Regions from separate parts of the Mus musculus genome. Here region 2 is linked to region 1. The links are chromatin loops, found by intact Hi-C in ENCODE. Cell type or tissue: left cerebral cortex. All regions are shown on one strand. Each heading gives the region's core, and the rest is flanking DNA. Links, peaks and the distances in the headings are about the cores only.

Region 1 (10,152 bases), core at 2,763-5,262:
CTAGAGCTTATTTATAGTGTTTCCCATGTATAATTAGCAGAGCCTTGGGTTTCCCTTGGGCTTTATTTCTATGACTTGCCTTTCCTTTGTATGTGTGTAGCTTGTGACTAGGTGTTGCTGTTGTATGGGTGTGCACTGTATGTACTTAATGTGGGTATGCACGCGTGTACACATGCTTGTAGAGGTCAGAGGTCAAAACTGGGTGTCTTTTCCCCCTTTGAGGTTCACCTTTATTTTTTGAGTAATATCTTTTATTGATCAGAAGAGCATCCATTCCATTAGGCTGGCTGGCCAGTGAGCTTCAGGAATCTGCCTGCCCCTGCCTTTCCCTGCTGGAGTTACAGGTGTGCACCTGCATGGGTACCTAGCTTTTTATACAACAGTTCTTCCAGGACAATATTTAAAAAAGTAATTAATACCTTTTCCAGGGCAAAAAGATGTATTTGCCCTGCTTTAGCTGAGTGGGACGGCTGCTTCTACAGGACAGGAAGCTTTCAGCACCTATAGTACGTGTTGCCCATTGATTTTTTTTTTTTTTTTTAAGATTTATTTACTTATTATATGTAAGTACACTGTAGCTGTCTTCAGACACTCCAGAAGAGGGCATCAGATCTCGTTATGGATAGTTGTGAGCCACCATGTGGTTGCTGGGATTTGAACTCAGGACCTTTGGAAGAGCAGTCAGTGCTCTTAACCACTGAGCCATCTCACCAGCCCCCAAGCACAGTGATTTTTATGGTGGTTTTATTATTAGAGGAAATTGTGGGACACATTGTAAATGACTTCTGGCTTGCCAAGAGGTCAGAGTTTGACTTCTTAGATATAAGGGAAAATTTGAAAACTTTGTATGATTTCATTTGTCTGGGCATTAAGGGAAGGAAGTATAGGGAGCAGGGTGCTTGTGGCACACACCTTTAATGCCAGAACTTGAGAGACAGAGGCGGGCAGATTTTGAGTTCCAGGACAGCCTGATCTACAGAACGCATTCCAGAGTAGCCAGGGCTAGGCAGAGAAACAAACAAAACCAAAACAAAATACCCAGTGAACCAACAACTAACAGTGAAGGATAGGAAAGGACAGTTGGACAAGAGCCAGCTGCGGGAAGGAAGGACACTGACCTGTAACTGGTTTCCTCCTAGGAAACTGAGTCAAGAAGAGTATGAGCGGCAAGACAGAGAGCAGAGGCTCACGGCGGCCGATGAGAAGGTGGTTCTGGCTGCAGAGGAAGTGAAAACGTACAAGTAAGTCCAGGCTCTGCACAGGGCTCTGCACAGGCACTGCACAGGGCTCTGCACAGGGCTCTGCACAGGGCTCTGCTTGCTTTCTAAATGGGAGAAAATGTGCACAAGAGAACAGCACAGAATAGTGAGGGAGGTGGGGATGTGAGTCCATTCAGTCACCGGGGGAAAATTTCATAGATGAAAAATGATAAATTTATTTAGCCCACACACTAATAGGACTATAAAGGCCCTTGTTTCCTGCAGATGGCTCTGGGGCAGCAGGGTGGGGAGGAATTTTATATATCCCCTTCCCAACCTTCCCAATGCTCCAACCCTTTAATACAGTTCCTCATGTTGTGGTGACCCTAACCGTAAAACTATTTTCATTGCTACTTCATAACTGTAATTTTGCTATTGTTATGAAGCATAATATAAATATTTTTTGATAGAGGTTTGCCAGAGGGATTGCAGCCCACAGGGTTGAAAACCACTATATTAGGGTGATTCTTTAATGAAAGCAGTTTGCTATGTGAAAATCACTGCCATGATTATTCCACTTGATGAATAATCACTCAGGAGCCAGTAGTCTGTTTAATTTCCTGTCAATTAGAAGAAAGAAGAAACACTTGTATCTTTGTGTAGAAGCAAATATTCATAGCAGGCTGTCATGAAAATATCTTGAAGACCATTAAGGAAATGATAATCTAAGAATCTCTAGCCATGAAGTGACAGGGAATTTTTTTTTTTTCATTTTGATTTTACTGTACTTTGACTAAATCTATTTAAAACAAGTTTTTGTATGTCTGGTGGTATCTTTAATACTGTAGCTATTCAGAGTTAAGGGAACATTGTTGGATTGTCCCAATTTTTTTTTAATAGTATAGAATAGAGTTTATTCAGGGTATGCGAGGGGAGTTAAGAGGGTAGCAGAGGCAGAGAAAGGCAGAGAGAGAGAGAGAGAGAGAGAGAGAGAAGAGAAGAAGAGGCTGGCCATGAGCACGTGGACAGAGGGGAAAGGGAATAGGAAAGAGAGGGAAGGGCAAGGGGACAAGAAGCTCTGAGCCGGAGCAAGAAGGGAAGAGCAAGCAAGCAAGAGTGGATTGTGCAAGTTTTATCTAGTGTTTTAATTGATAATGCCAAATGTAATTCTTAGGCGGCGAATCGAAGAAATGGAAGAAGAATTACAGAAAACAGAACGTTCATTTAAAAACCAGGTACAAACTATATTAGACTACATCAGCTGCAGCTTTCTTTTTTCTTTTTGGATCGCTAATACATGTTAAAATGGGCATTATGAAGAACAGTGACTGTGTAATCGGTGTGTTATCTTTTCAGATTGCTGCTCATGAGAAGAAAGCTCATGATAATTGGGTAAGGATTTTTTCTTTTTTCTTTTTTTTTCTTTTTTTTTTTTTTTTTGTGCACAGCCTTTCACACCCGAATCACAATACCTTTTTCTTCAATATCTTCAATAGCTCAAAGCTCGTGCTGCAGAGAGAGCCATGGCAGAGGAGAAGAGAGAAGCTGCTAACTTAAGGCACAAGTACGGAATTTTGATATCTGATTTTGAGTGCTTTTATGGTGCTTGAGTGCTAGTTGGTATCTAATAAGGAATTGATTGCTATTTCAAGTCCATTGTTTCTCAATATTCAAGATTACTGGAAATGACTCAAAAGATGGCAATGAGGCAAGATGAGCCCGTGATTGTAAAGCCGATGCCAGGAAGACCGAACACACAGAACCCTCCCCGGCGAGGTAGGGAGCGCTCTGCACATGGCAGCAGGATTCTGGTGTGGAATGTGTGTGAATTAAATTTTACTTCCGTGTTAGGTCTGATGCCCTAGAAAGACTCCCGATCTTACTGGAGGGAAGGGGCTGACATAGAGTGGTAACCAGGCATTGCTGTCTTCAGGTCTGCTGAGCCAGAATGGCTCTTTTGGCCCATCCCCTGTGAGTGGTGGGGAATGCTCCCCTCCCCTACCAGCAGAGCCGCCTGGGAGACCTCTCTCTGCCACACTCAGTCGAAGAGACACTCCTAGAAGTGAATTTGGTGAGCACTGACGTACTCCTTTGCACTACAGTACATTGAGTGTGTACTTGCCGTGTTAGAATTTAGGTCTGTCAATAGAAAATATGTCTTAGTCAATCCTCATAGAGAAATGGGTCACTGTAAGCTCTTCTGCAGGACAGAAAGATTTATATTCTCCTAGAGGCCCCCACATTGCTTAAGAGTTATATATTCTTTAAAGTTTAACTGTGAATATGAAATGTCATCTTACTCTAATTCTGTCTGATGCTTAGAAAGATTAGGAGTCAGACTGGAAAATTCTGCCAGTACAGTGCTATTAAATCTTTAGCTTGAAGCACCAGTATTCTCAATATAAAGTTCAGTGCTGAGCTTTAAAACGAGGGCAATTCCTAGAGCTAGAGTGGTGGCTTGGTTGTTTAGCAGCACATGCTCCTCTTCCAGAGGACCTGAGTTCAGTTCTCAGCACCCACATGGCAGTTCACAGCCACCTGTAACTCCAGTCCTAGGAGATCTGACACCCTCTCTGGCCTCTATGGGTACTGCACACATGGAACCAAACATATGTGCAGGCGGAATACCCATACATATAAAATAAAGGAAAAGAATTTTAAATTTACAAAAATGGAGGCAATTCTTGTTTTAATACTTGAGGTCTTTTCATAAACTGTGACCTGTCTATTGAGGCTCCTCTTTGGGACTGCAGGCATATGCTGCCTATCCAGAAGGAGATCTATTTGTAATGCTCATTTCTAGTTGAGCCCTGTTCACAACAGGTTTATTCCCTCTGAGAACGACATGCCAATGGCTCTGTTGTTTCTTTCTCAAGGGTCACTGGACAGGCATTTACCTCGCCCTCGATGGCCATCAGAGGCATCTGGCAAACACTCTGCTTCTGGTAAGGGGCCTAAGTAATTTCCGAGTCTCGTGCATGTGGGGCTTTGATTGTTGTCAGTGTACCAGCCAGAGCCAGTCTAAGTCAGTTCTCTGGCCTCTCACAGACCCGGGTCCCGCTCCTGTGGTGAACAGCAGCTCCAGGAGCTCTTCTCCCGCTAAGGCCGTGGATGAGGGCAAGGTAAGCTCTCAGGCAGACAGGCAGATGAGCAGCTCCTTCTGGTCGGGCTCCTCCTCATCTCTTATTTGACTATTTGTTTCTTTAAAAGCAAACTGTTCCTCAAGAGCCCGAAGGCCCCTCAGCTTCCAGCATGGCCCCTTTAGCTGGGCATCCAGTAGCAGTAAGTGTTTAGATTGAGGACTGGAGTGCCCTTTGACTCTGCTTGGTCTGTCCATAGACAGCTTATAATGCATGCTACTCACCTTGTTGACTCTTTGAGATGCAGCATTACTCCAGTGACTGTGGGGTATCACTGAGTCAGTAGTTGGTTGTTGATGTCCTTTTTCCTGTTGTGTTAAATTACCAAGTTAGAGCACTTGTGTACTTTTTGCTGAAAGCTCTGAGTGAAATAACTCACAGTAAATCACATGATTTGTTTTCATTATCTGCCTAGAACTATGCTGCTAAAAACCCCTGCATTTGTATACCTGGAAAACTGTTCTGAATTCTATGAAATCAGACTGTTTACAAACAGAAACCTGTCCTGAGCACTGTCCACAGAAGTGCGTGCTCTGAGACGCGTGGCTAGTGCTGAGCAGGTGCTGAGCCTGCTGCGCTCACTGTGTTAACACAGAAAGGGACTCCTGTCAGCAGTGTGCAGTGATGCTACCCAGTGGAGGTCCTTACTGGGGCTTCGTCTTCCTAATAATGTACATAAATACCACTGTGCTGCTAACACTGTGAAGTTCCAGCGCAGGGTTCCAGGGATGGGAACCTCTTGAGAAGTCTTTTTATCCAAAGCCAGTCTGGATGAGCCCTAAGTGCCTTTCCAGAAGACTTCAGAGACTAGAGACTTAAATTATAGAGGGAGGGAGCAGGTACAGCCTTAGAGCTGGCCTTTGAATTCCAGCTTACCCTCTTTCAGTATAACCTCCAGTAAATCAGCTGAACTCTTCTTGCCTGTGCTTGCTCAGTCTTTAAAGCAAGATACTCACACAGACTGGAAGATATGAATGAACATTTGAATAATGTAGCAAAGGCCCACTGAACCCTGAAATGGTGGTAGTCACTGTATAGATACACATTTTTAATGTTGTTTGTATTCTTTTTTTAAAAATTTAGTTATAACTGCATATCTTTTGTTTTAATTTTTCTACATGCATTATATCCCAATGTTCCCTATATTCTTAATCTGGAATTATAGTCATGAGAGATTTGAGAGCACTCTTTTGATACAGACTGCAGTGTGTATGGCAGGATCCTAGTCACTGCTTGCAGCATCCTTCTAACCTCTCTGGGTTGTCACTGGCAATATGGGGTGAGGTAGTGTTACACTGACAGTTTTTTGGACAGTGCCAGTTTACAGTTGATACTTTGTCATGTTAAAGCATTTCCAGACTTTAATTACTTCTTTCCTGCAGGTTAATATGGCTCCCAAAGGGCCGCCTCCATTTCCAGGGGTGCCTCTCATGGGAGGCCCAGTGCCACCACCCATACGATATGGACCACCTCCCCAGCTATGTGGTGGGCCTTTTGGGCCTCGCCCACTTCCTCCACCATTTGGTATGATAATTTGGATAGTCTTAACTTACTTGTAAAACATATTCATCTTTTCTGTTCCTTGCTAAAGTAGTTGCTATCATAGAACTTCCCGACTGAGACTAAAGCTAAGAGTACACTGTAACCTACCCCCACTTTTCTGAGCACACATAGGTGCTATCTAATCTCACACCTAAGCTCAGCTGCGCATGGCTAGACAAGGAAAGGGGTCATCTAAGAAAGCCAGCAATGTTCCATCTGCAGTGCACTTGAACAGCAGTGGCTACATATTATGTAGAAAAGATGGACGACTCATGCCGTGACACTCTGTAGGTTACAGATATACATGTCCTAGAACATAAAGCTTGCCATCCATCCTCTGTAACAGAGACGTAAGAATAGAGATGGAAGAGGGAAAACTCCATTCTCAGTGCGACTAGCTAGATAGAAAAGAGGTGTTACAGAGAACACAATGCAAACCTAATGAATGAAGATCAACTTGAGTTCATCTACTTGGAATGGTTGCTCATTTAAATATGTTACTTGGTATTTAAATGGCTTTTTTTTTTTCTAGTTCCAGGCATGCATCCACCACTAGGCGTAAGAGAATATGCACCAGGTGTTCTGCCTGGGAAACGGGACCTGCCTCTTGATCCTCGGGAATTTTTACCAGGACATACACCATTTAGACCTCCAGGTTCACTCGGTCCAAGAGAGTTCTTTATTCCTGGTACCCGATTACCACCTCCAACCCATGGTCCTCAGGAATACCCACCACCACCACCTGCTGTAAGAGACTCACTGCCTTCAGGCCCGAGAGAGGAAGCCAAACCTGCCTCTCCAAGCAGTGTCCAGGACCGCTCACAGGCTTCAAAGCCCACCCCCTGACTTTGACCTCTATCGATGAGTCAGAGAGGAAGTGGACAGTGCGTTATTCATTACAGCAAAGGATTTCGTTGGCATCAAAATCTAAGTTTGTTTTACAAAGATTGTTTTTAGTACTAAGCTGCCTTGGCAGTTTGCATTTTTGAGCCAAACAAAAATATATTATTTTCCCTTCTAAGTAAAAAAAAAAAAAAAATCACCTCTTAAGCTAGAATATCCTTCAAACTTTGAAATGTGCAATAAAGAATACCTGTGTTTAGTTCATGTAGCATATGTAATGATTGCTAAATGATTTAGAATATCAAGTATGAACATTTCCTGTGGAAATGCTTTAAGAACACGTATTTCCATGGCCTTGGTGTAGTGTATGCCAGCTGATTTGAGCAAGGTGTTTACAGCTCCATTTGTGTCTCAAAGACTGTTACGCTAAAAAGAAAAGTTTACTCAAGGATCATAAACTGTCCCGTTGCTAAAGTTCTTTGTAGTAATAGTTCATAAACTTGGTTTATTACTGTTTCCCAGTGTCTGCTGATTCTTTGGGTTGCTCTGAGACATGCATCATTTGGGAAACCTGACAACTATACTTCTGGAACTACAGTGGTGGGCTGTGTACATCCCATGTGACAATGTTGAGTTCTCCTTCAAAGTCATCAGTGAGCTCTACCAGGAATTTCCTCTTCTTTTTTTCCTCTTCTTTTCTTGTTTTAAAAAAAGATTTATTTATTTATTATATATGAGTACAGTGTAGCTGTCTTCAGACACACCATAAGAGGGCGCCAGATCTCATTGCAGATGGTTGTGAGCCACCATGTGATTGCTGGGATTTGAACTCGGGACCTTTGGAAGAACAGTCAGTGCTCTTAACCGCTGAGCCATCTCTCCAACCCCCTCTCTGCTTTCAAATAAGCCAGAGGCCCCACTCATTCTAGATGACTGCCCTTTCTTGGTGCTCATAGCTTGAGAATGAATGAATTTGTACTACTATCAAGAATTATTTGGAGTGGGTGTGGTGGCTCACATCTTTAATCCCAGCACCTGAGAGGCAAAGGCAGGCATATATCTGAGTTCCAGGACAGCCAGAGCTACATAGAATCTGTCTCAAAAACTGAAAGAAAAAAAAAATTATTTGGGCCAATAAGATGGTTCAGCAGGTAAAGACACTTATTGCCAAGCCTGACAGCTTGAGTTTGACTCCTTGGACCCACCTAGTGAAGAGAACCACTTCCCACGACCTACACACACACACACATGCTGCAGCACGTGTGGGGAAAAAATTGACATAAAATTATTCGACCTGGTATTTTGTTGCTTTTAAAACCATTCTTTCGCTAAGGGTGACTAACAAGATAAAAATCATATGCCATGACTGTAAGATCATTTCTTTTTAGAAATGTCTATTCTGTTTTCTCTCATATCACCTTGCAGCTGATTTTCAAGGAGTATGGCAAAGAATCAGGAAGCTGCCATAAGGCAGAAAGATCAGAAAACCAGTGTACATCCTGAACTACGGGCTGAGCTCAGTAACACGGCTGTTGTGAGCGAGGTGAATTGCTGCAGCCGTGTAAGCTGCAGTAATTAAAGCTATAACAAGTGAAAACAGCTCACTGTGACACTGCACTCTCTAAAGTCCTGTGAAGCAATGACTGAAACCAAGGGCACATCATGCCACTGCTGGGAAGTTAAATCCACTGGAGATTTTGAAAAAAATGAGCAAAAGCTTCAATGTGAAATAAAATCTTCGATGACTGAAGACATACAAAGACAGGTTCTCTGAATGCAGGAGGTCCAAGGGAGTAAGAGTTCAGCCTGCCTGACCCCAATCCAGAATTACACAAGATTTTATAAGAAAATGCACAGGAGAGTATATATAATTTGAAACTTTATTTTCTATGCTATGCACATGCATTTTGCTTGCATGCTTGCATGTATGTATGTGCAACATGTGTTGTGTCTGGTACCCATGGGGCCAGAAGAGGGCACTAGATCCCCATAACTGGAGTTACAGGCAGTTGTGAGCCATCATGTGGGTGCTGGGAACTGAACCCCGGTTCTCTGCAAGATCAAAAAGTGCTTTTTAACTCCTGAACCATCTCTTTAGCCACACATGCCATTTTTAACCATATAAAAATAATATTAAATTGCAAACACAACTTCTTGAAAGTATCTGTCAATCTTGGGACACAAAATAGTAAAAATATAGTTTATAATTTTTACCTTTTTTTTTTTTAAAGATAAGGTCTCACCTATATAGTCCAGGCTTGATCAAACTTGCTATCCTCCTGCCTCAGCTATCTTGACTAACCTAAATTTAGAAGGCATATAAAATAAAAATTATACAAGCTAAGAAGACAAATAGTAAAGGTAAACCTTTTTTTTTAATATTCAAAATTAGGATATTCCCTCTAAAGGCCTTTAGTTATTCTATCATCATAAAAATCATCAGAAATATGTGTAGAACCCTCAGTTGTAGCATTTCTGTGCCCTCTGAGCCAGTCGATTACTGCCTTTCCTCAGCCCCATCTGACGAGGCCTGTGCTACAGAAGCCTGTCTGTCTACGGATGGCACAGAGGACAGGATACCTCAGTTGAGTCGGACTCTTCCATTTAAAAGTTCTTGTTTCAGAAGTCCCCTCCCGCTGTTTCTCTGTTGAATAGCTAAAGCTCTTTAGGAAGGAGCCACACCTCACCTTGAAAGCATCTGTGCTAGAGACAAGGCTATTGCTCAGTACAACGGAAACTCAACTTGTGAAGTGGGGAGTGCTTTTGTGTTCACTGCTTTAAGACAATCTTGTCATTCGGGTCTGATTTAAAGCTGAGCTTTAATTTTTTTTTTTTTTTTTTGGTTAGTTGGTTTTTTTTCAAGACAGGGTTTCTCTGTGTAGCCCTGGCTGTCCTGGAACACACTCTGTAGACCAGGCTAGCCTCAAACTCAGAAATCTGCCTGCCTCTGCCTCCCGAGTGCTGGGATTAAAGATGTGCACCACCAGTGCCTGGCGAGCTTTAGTTTTTAATATCATGTTCCACTAAAGTGCTTTATTAACCCTGACGGCAGGCATTTGTGGTTCATATATGCCATGCTGTGTGAATGATCAGTGCTGTAGCACAGAAAATTACCACCTTGCTATTTGTCTTTTATGATCTGTAAGAAATGAGAAAGGACAATGTACAGTCTTTGCTACGTTTTAATAATAATAGGTTTTAAGGAATTAATTTTTATGTCTAGTCAGCAATATCAAACAAAATGTACTGAGTACTCCCCAGGTACAGAGTACTGCCAAGTACCTTAGACCCTTCCATGACAGCTACAACTCTTGCCCCAGGAGCTTACAGCCTGGGGACCTACAACTCAAAGCCTGAGTGGGAGAGTGAGCTAATTTAAGGCAAAAATCTCCTCCCCCTAGAGCTATTATAGATGGGATGATTTTAGC
Region 2 (2,500 bases), core at 1-2,500, 45 kb after region 1:
GATACAGAATTAGGAAACTGGCCAATTAGTTATGATTCATCCATCCATAATAATATACAGCCATTGAAAATGAATCATGGTTGCTGATGTAAAATGATACAAATGACCAGTGCCTATAGCTACCATGTGTGTTAAGTTCATAATAATTTGTATTTGTTTATGACAGAACAATCTGGAAAGAAAATAAGATCATTTAGCATTTCTAGGCAAGGTCTCTATTCATCCACAGAGTCTTGGGATATGTTTTATGTGATTTTTATTTTTTAATATCAAGTTAGATTTTTTTTTTAAATAAGAAAATAACAAGACAAATAACTACTTTGTTTTTCTGATGCGTTTAAATGATGTGTCCGTGTGTGGGTTCGTGCACATCCATGGGGCCATCTCTAGCTAGAGTCAAAGGCAGTGTAAGCCGCCTGATGTGGGTGCTGGGGACTGAACCCAAGTCTCGGGCAAGAGCCATAAGTGTTCTTAGCCCCGGAGCCATCTCTTCAGCCTCTGTGTTCTGATAACACATTGGCTTTTAGTTCCAGAAATAAGATTCATCATCTAACTAACTTTACTGTCTTAAAGCATAACAGAAGATGAAGCAAAAGAAGTTCACCGAAGCCTAAAAATTGCAGCTGGGATTTTTAAACATTTAAAGGTACAGTAAGGGGGAGAGGAGGAGGGGCGTTAATTCTTGAACTGTCTGGAGGGATTAGTAACGCCATTGTGTCACAGGAGGTAGTTCAGTCTCTCCAGTGACTGCAGGGCGTTGGTTCAAGAACAGACTGCCCCTTCCACATCTCCATAGCAAAGACCAGATACATAAGTGTCTTTTCCAAAATGATGGGGGTCTCTGCATGTAAGCCGTGCACATCCTGTATACTGAAATCATCTCTTGTCTAGCACAGTGTAGTGCTCCGTGAGTACTTGTTCTTCTGTATTGTTCAGGGAACTGTCCGTTCAGACTCAGCATGGATGCAGTCTTAGGAGGCTGTGTGCAGATGTGAATGCTTATGTCTGCGCTACCTGCTTGTTATATACTAACGGCCTTATAGATGGGCTACAGCCAAGCACTGAGTGTTAGTAGCTCTCTGCTAATTCATAACGAGAAGTGTTAAGTTGTAATATTCTGCTTCCTCTTCAGTCCTTCACGCTAGGTGAAAGCAAAACAGATAATCAGTGCCTGTGCTGTTGCGCATTGCTCTCTGCAGTTGCGAGGAGCAGTCACAATTCCACAGAACCGGCTGACGGTGCGCGCCAGGTCTCTCCCTGGCCAGCCGGTCAGTGCGTGCTTACTGTGTCAGGTAGCTTAAAGATGGGATGGGAACTCTGAGGAAACGTGTCTTCCTGTGAGACTGCCCACCTGATTCCTTCTGGTTACAACTACTGACCACTGAGGACCTCTTGGAGCCAGCTTTATGGTGTCTTTTCAGCCTGAATTAGATGTAGAATTTTGGTTATTTTCTTTCCATCATTAGTTTTCACTTCACTTTGAATACGCAGGACTCACCTTGCCTGTGTGCTCACAGCTGCAGCTTGGTCTGTCCACTTAGGTTCCCAGTGAGTCTGTAATCTGAATGTCCTATCTCTAAGTTGTATCTTTTTCCCCTTGACAATAGTGTTTCTGTTCTTTCTCTCTAGGAAAGTCATATCCCCAAACTTCTTACACCAGCAGAAAAGGGGCGGGACTTGGAGGCTCGGCTCATCGATGCTTACATCATCCAGTGCCAGGCCGAGGCTCAGGAAGGTATCCTAAATACTGTAAGGTGTCTTCTGTTTGTTTTTAAGAATATTTATATTGGATTCTAATTCTTAGATTAAGCCGTATTAGGTTTCAGGGTTATTATCTTTATCATCTCCTTTGCTGTCAGCAGAGGAAAGTTCCTTCTAGCTAACGCTCCTTAAACGCATACTTTTTTTGACAGCATTAATGTTAATCTTTGGGTTTTCTTTCTTTAAGGTTTATTGTTAGGCATGCGCATGTGCATGTGTAGGGCTACGTTATGTATGCAGGTGCCTTTGGAGGTCAAAGAGGACACCAGATCCCCAGAATCCTTCCAAAATGCATGATGGGAACTGAACTTGGTTCCTCTGAAAGAGCAAGATGTGTTCTTAACTGTGAGCCATTGCTCTGGCCCCAAACATTGATTCTTTAACTCATCTTTCCTCTTGTTTTGTGCTTACTGTTTTTCTTCTTCCAATCATTAACTTACATTGAAGTCTTCATCTTTCAGTTACAAAAACCAGGAAAGTCATTTCCCAAGCTTTTTTTTAGCTGTATTTCAAACTGGAGTGCTTTGAAAGTGTTTTTCCTTATGTCATGCTATTTTATAGAATTTCTGTGTGCTTGGCTAATAATTGGCTAGTTATTTAAAGATACTCAAAATCAGTGTCCTCTTTCTGTGTTTATATTTGCTATAAATTGTTACAGTAAAATTTATTTGAAAAAGAAAAACTATGAAAATTTGCAACAGATCATCAGGTTGTCTTTGCTATTATGACTGAACTTCCC

What was found. A loop is a pair of places that touch in the nucleus more often than their neighbours do. Peaks named below come from ENCODE experiments on the same cell type or tissue, not always from the same donor. Only the 100,000 strongest peaks of a DNase experiment are listed, where the experiment ranks them.
Region 2: it touches region 1 in a loop (2.9-fold over the local background); 8 of 42 quality-filtered maps call a loop at or near these places.

What each region holds. Positions count from the first base shown.
Region 1 is chr1:183,323,915-183,334,066 of GRCm38, reverse strand. It overlaps Mia3 (melanoma inhibitory activity 3), which reads left to right. Exons shown (of 26, transcript NM_177389.3): 17 at 1,140-1,241; 18 at 2,374-2,434; 19 at 2,556-2,591; 20 at 2,696-2,763; 21 at 2,875-2,975; 22 at 3,133-3,270; 23 at 4,076-4,144; 24 at 4,248-4,321; 25 at 5,722-5,863; 26 at 6,414-7,831. The coding sequence ends at 6,727. Aida (axin interactor, dorsalization associated) reads right to left here. Exons shown (of 10, transcript NM_181732.4): 10 at 9,566-10,152. Among named protein-coding and RNA genes, the nearest start is that of Gm34102, 17 kb to the left of the region's middle. In left cerebral cortex, for the core only: a CTCF peak has its summit at 3,815; no DNase peak of the experiment used is centred there.
Region 2 is chr1:183,284,272-183,286,771 of GRCm38, reverse strand. Brox (BRO1 domain and CAAX motif containing) reads left to right here. Exons shown (of 14, transcript NM_027861.4): 7 at 574-646; 8 at 1,630-1,735. Among named protein-coding and RNA genes, the nearest start is that of Fam177b, 9.8 kb to the right of the region's middle. In left cerebral cortex, for the core only: no CTCF peak of the experiment used is centred there; a DNase peak (open chromatin) is centred at 1,233.